Linked DNA regions of Homo sapiens: region 1 is linked to region 2. A link is an interaction called in ENCODE POLR2A ChIA-PET data of the cell type or tissue named here. Cell type or tissue: PC-9. All regions are shown on one strand. Links, peaks and the distances in the headings refer to the core of each region. The heading gives the core; the rest is flanking DNA.

Region 1 (2,926 bases), core at 217-2,716, 240 kb after region 2:
GGGCCTGAGGCAGGGTTCTGTTGAAGCCAAAGTCAGTTAGTTCCCATAGTGGACGTGTCAAAGTATGTTAGAACTGTTTTGTAGTAGTTACTTATACTGTGGGAGCTGGTAGGCATGTACTCAGATTCTGCTAAACATTTGGGTATGTGTTTCAGGAGGAGATGGTAGAAAAGTATAAAATACATCTCAGAGAAATAAAGGAAGCCTCTTGTGCTTGGAAAAATGCCAATAAGCATGGCTGTATGTCTCACTGAGGCATGAGAGGGACTTGGGAAGCCCTAACAGTGCCGCCTAAAAATTGCTATTAGCTCCTGCCTTATGTAACTGTATCTATAGCTTTCTGCATACCCTAAAATTACAGAAACTTCATCTAACTTTTTTTTGAGATGGAGTTTTGCTCTTGTTGCCCAGGCTGGAGTGATTCAAGTAATTCTCCTCCCTCAGCCTCCCGAGTAGCTGTGATTACAGGTGCCCGCCACCATGCCTAGCTAATTTTTGTATTTTTAGTAGAGACAAAGTTTTGCCATGTTGGCCAGGCTGGTCTCGAACTCCTGACCTCAGGTGATCTGCCCGCCTCGGCCTCCCAATGTGCTAGGATTACAGGCGTGAGCCACAGCACCTGGCCCCACCTAACTTTTATACAATCACTTTTCCATCATTCACATCACTAACATCACTGTCCTGTGAGGACGAAGCAGATTGGTGTCAGAAGTGGGATTAAAGCAAACCTCTTTACGTATAAAGAGGTTTTATACGTAAGAGGAAATCCAAGGGGAGCCAAGTTTTGCTTTGATTCTCATTGACCCAACTCTTGTAGAAGTCAGAGATTCCATAATGATTTAAATACAAACAGTATTTAATTAATGCACAAAGTTTGATTGATAGAGTATATAAAAACACTGTTGCTTGAAACTTTTTTTAGAAGATGGCTGTGTACATGTCATCTACCCAGGTAAAACAGCTGAATAACTGGATAAAATCTAACAAATCAGTGACTAAAACTATAAATATCACAGTATCTACAGTTATCCATAATTTATAAAGTAAACTACACTAAGTTGGAGCTAAGGCAATATAATTTAAGCATTAAAAACTAACTTTTCTACTTTTTTTTTTTTTTTTTTTTTTTTTTTTTAAAGACAGAGTCTTGCTCTATGGCCCAGGCTGGAGTACAGTGGCATGATCATGGCTCACTGCAGCCTTGACCTCCCAGGCTCAAGTGATCCTTTTATCTCAGCCTCCCAAGCAACTAAACCACCACATCAGGCTTTTAAATTTTTGGTAGAGACAAGGTCTCCCTATATTGTCCAGGCTGCTCTCAAGCCATCCTCCTGCCTCGGCTTCCCAAAGTGCTGGGATAACCGGCTTGCCCCACCATGCTTAGCCTAAGACTTCTTCTTTTTTTTTTTTGAGACAGAGTTTCGCTCTTGTTGCCCAGGCTGGAGTGCAATGGCTTGATCTCGGCTCACCACAACCTCCACCTCCCGGGTTTAAGCAATTCTCCTGCCTCAGCCTCTCAAGTAGCTGGGATTACAGGCATGTGCACCACAGCCAGCTAATTTTATATGTTTAGTAGAGATGGGGTTTTTCCACGTTGGTCAGGCACGTCTCGAACTCCTGACCTCTGGTGATCCACCCTCCTCCGCCTCCCACAGTGCTGGGATTACAGGCGTGAGCCACTGTGCCCGGCCCAGACTTTAAAAAAAAAAAAAAAAAAAAAGAGAGACATGACCGTTTTAGCCTGAGCTAAGCAGGAGAGACTGGCAACAAGCCCAAAGTCTACTGCGGAAGGAAAAAAATATGCTTTAGGTGAGTTTGGAATTTTGACTTTTGGCCATAAGTTATGCAGCTTCTCAGGTAAGAAAAGAAGGAGCAGTTAAACCTCTTTTCAGTGACAGGTGAAAAATGCTATAAGTAAAATAATGTTATAAAAATAATGTAGAAACAGGAAGTGGTAAGTCTAACATTCATTTATTCATCCCTGGATAGACAGTCAAAAGCTGTATGCCTCAGCAGTTGTTAATAAAGGACCTTGAAAAAAATACAGATGGCTGACTCAGGTGCATTGAGAAAACAATCCTTGAGCTAATTATTGTATCCTCTTCAAAACATAAAGGTTAAGTGAGTACTTATATGCCAATTTCTGTAATAGTTTAATTCTCCATTTATTCTGTATCTTATTATAAAGTTGGGTTTCTGTAGAATGCAGGTTCCAACTGTATATAGCAAATAAAAATATCCATTATGACCAACCCCTATGTGGCCGGTTAAGTGAGGAAGAAATGAGGACATCCACCTATGTCAAACAGGAGGCATTTAAAAATAAATTACTAACCATGGCTCCACCAGATGTAACTAGGAAGACTAATACCTGGTCAGCTCATATGAATTTCAGTAAAAGATCATAACCCACACTTAGAGATATTATTAGATGCTACATATCAATTATCAAAAAGAATGTTCCTTTGTGATCGTGTAGTTACCACAGTATACAAAACTGAAGCCACATGATAATTTGATAAGAACAAAAAATGTAGACATTGGCACTAAATATTTCCGTAGTTATAAGTTTCTAATTTCTGGCTTTCTCTTAATGTGATAATGAAAACCTCTGGAGATGAGCCCAAGATGTTTAAACACACATTGATTCATTCATTCACGGACAGGGTCTCGCTCTGTTGGCCAGGCTGGAGTGCACTGGTGTGATCACAGCTCACTGCAGCCTTGAACTCCTGGCCTCAAGGGATCCTCTCACCCCAGCCTCCTGAGTAGCTGGGATTATAAGAGTGTGTTTTCATTCCCAGCTAATTTTTTAAATTTTGTTTGTAGAGATAGGGCCTCCTTATGTTGCCCAGGCTCATCTAAACTCCTGCCAGCCTCAACCTCCTGGATTCAAGTTATCCTCCCACCTCAGCCTTCCAAAGTG
Region 2 (2,926 bases), core at 170-2,669:
TTAGCCACATGTGGCATGCACCTGTAGTCCCAGCTACTTGAGAGGATGAGGTGGAAGGATCGCCTGAGCCCAGGGAGCTCAAGGCTACAGTGAGCCGTGACTGTGCCACTGCACTCCAGCCTGGGTGAGACACTGCCTCAAAAAAAATGAGAGAGAGAATAATTAAAACTCACTTTTATTTTCTTTTCATTAATTTAATATAGGAAGTTGAACAGACAACTTCATTTTAAATTACTTGAAAACATATTTTGGAAGATAACTTTATATTTTGAAATTATCATTACAGATATCAACTAAAATATTTTCATATAAAAATAATAATTATGGTAGAAATAAAATTATAGTGATGACAGTATTCTAAAAAGTGATCCTCTTTTATGAAGTACCATAAGTAATGCAGGTAATAGATAAGAAATGAGTTCCATAAATTGATAGATCACTAAGATATTTTTAAAAGTAAATAATATTAAATTTCTTTAACAAACAAAATGATTTTATTTCCTTAAGAAAAATATTTGTTATAGAAGCCCCATCATTAAGAGTTCTCCAGCTAGAGACAGGATAAAGAGTTTGTCAAAGAGTTTCTTCAGTCCTTGGGTTAGCTCCACTAAGGCATTTATATAAGTGTTTGAAATCATGAAAACTTGACCTATAGGTTTACAGTTATTTCATAGTTTCTAGTGGTGCCTTATAGACTCTGTGAATAAGGATGAGCCCACATTCATCACTTTCTGAGCTCCTGCCTTATAGCCTTCAACATCTGCTGCCTTAACAAGAAGGAGATGAGTGGAGATGTGAAATGTGAGAAGTGGTAGAGGGTTGAATTGAGACATGAAGAGGTTAATGATAAGGGAGGAGGAGAAGGAACTAACACGAGTACTTACCATGAGCTTGACTGAGCACTGCATGTTATATCATTAATCTTAGGGGAATCAGGTAGAGTTTAACAGTAACTGAGTTGAAATTATGTCCTTTTCTATTTTTGAAGAATCACTAAAGTATAGATTATCAAATAAGTGCCATACTATAATATTGTATTTTTTCCCCACAGATGCAGTAGAAAGTCTTATGATAAATGATTCCTTTTGCTCCATAGAAAAGTGGCAAGAAGTGGCAAATATATGTTCACAGAATGGCTTTGACAAATTATCTAATGACATCACGTCTATTCTTCGATCTCAGGCTGCAGTTACAGAAATTTCTGAAGAGGATGACGCAGTCAACCTAATGGAACATGTGTTTTGGTAGTTCTATATCTTAACCAGCTGAGGGAGCTTGTACAACACCTTATGTATGCTGGTTGGGAAAAACTGATTTTAACGTAACTAACTTATAAATAAATCTAGAGTAAGAAGATCTCAGAAATAAATCACACTTTTGTTATGATGACATTTAGATTTGTCTTTGAAATATTTATACTATTGCTTCCTTTTCCCCATATGGTCATTTCTTATATTGAATCTTGATAAAATCCAAGATTATAACTTTGTGTGAAACAGTGTAGGGCATTTTTATCTAAGGACATAAGCTAATGTCCAGATATATTACTTTCTGGTGATGTAATATGATAGCAAGAACTGAGGAAGGTGTGGGTAGTATCCTGTGTGTTAGACTGTCTTCCCAAACATGAAATGCTACAAGCCTGACTTGACCAGAAAAGCAGGAAATCATTTCAAGGTTGGACTTGCTGGCAAAAACCTAGAGTATAGTAATTTTGTACTGCTGATTTAAAGATGCGCCCCATGCTTTGATATATATAAATATGGCAAAGCTTAGGCTTCTAGTATAAAAGCTGGGACTCTTGGCATGTTATTACTTAGAGAGAAGACCAGTCGAATTTTGCATAGAAGTAGACCTGTGATACCTATAGGTATGGAAAATATGTCATAAGAAGTGGTTTTGGATTATTTCAAGTGTCTGAATAAGTATTTGATTGAAAACTCTGAAAGTTCTGTGCCATGGACAGGTGTAATATTAAAAATATTTAATGATTAGTATGGCATGGGCACAAATCAAGCAGAACAGATACCTAATTAATCAGAACAGCCTTTAGCCCTTATGCCACACCAGAGCTTACTAGCTAAATGTCATCCTTGACCATGGAACATGGTTAAAATGAGCTGCTGGCTGGGCAAGGTAGCTCATGTCTGTAATCCCAGCACTTTGGGAGGTCGAGGCAGGAGGATCGCTTGAGCCCAGGAGTTTGAGACCAGCTAGGTAACACAGTGAGATCCCGTCTCTGTTATTAAAAAAAGAAAAAAAAATTTCAAGTAAAAAATGAAAATGATCTGCTATTAGAATAAGAGCAAAGAGCATAACTTTTCCCATCCTAAATTTAAATTGAATATGTATTTTTATGTTATAGTGGAAAGAAGATGAACGGGGAGTCAGACAGCTTCATATTAAAATTCTGGTCCTACCTCTTACTCACTTATAAAATATGGGCAGTCTTCCTTAGGCTTGTTGTGAGGATTAGTGATAATGTATGTGTAGTGTAAGTGTATAACATGATAGAGGAACTTAGGAAAAGATAGCTGTAATTCCTTTGTAATCGGCCCCAGAAACACACATTTCTCTACTTAGTTTGTACTTACTAAATCCCATATGTCTACTCATTTGTATTTATATGTTTATCCTTCTTTAAAGTATTTGATATATTGGTACAACTTATTGCTGAGATTAAGTTATCTGTCCACACTTGTATTAGGGTTGCCTGGCTTATCTTATAAATTCAGAAGCATTCAAGCTGAGTTTTTAATTTTTCCATTTGGTGCTAAATAGAATACTGGATAATTATAATTCAGCTTTCTAAAACGTAGCATTTTTAAAGTAATACATGTGCATAGTTTAAAAAGCAATTTATTACTAAAAGCCTTATCAAAATAATATTTTGATTTTTGGCCTTCATACAGGCTGTTGAAAAGAG

The links. Peaks named below come from ENCODE experiments on the same cell type or tissue, not always from the same donor. Only the 100,000 strongest peaks of a DNase experiment are listed, where the experiment ranks them.
Region 1: POLR2A ChIA-PET joins it to region 2 with 38 read pairs; 4 of 35 experiments call an interaction of 5 or more read pairs at or near these places.

Annotation. Positions count from the first base shown.
Region 1 is chr2:54,935,763-54,938,688 of GRCh38, reverse strand. The region is part of intron 28 of EML6 (EMAP like 6); the gene reads right to left. Among named protein-coding and RNA genes, the nearest start is that of RTN4, 110 kb to the left of the region's middle. In PC-9, for the core only: no CTCF peak of the experiment used is centred there; no DNase peak of the experiment used is centred there.
Region 2 is chr2:55,174,112-55,177,037 of GRCh38, reverse strand. CLHC1 (clathrin heavy chain linker domain containing 1) reads left to right here. Exons shown (of 13, transcript NM_152385.4): 13 at 1,052-2,926. The coding sequence ends at 1,248. Among named protein-coding and RNA genes, the nearest start is that of CLHC1, 57 kb to the left of the region's middle. In PC-9, for the core only: a CTCF peak has its summit at 1,278 (motif pointing right); a DNase peak (open chromatin) is centred at 1,267; H3K27ac peaks cover 1,509 bases.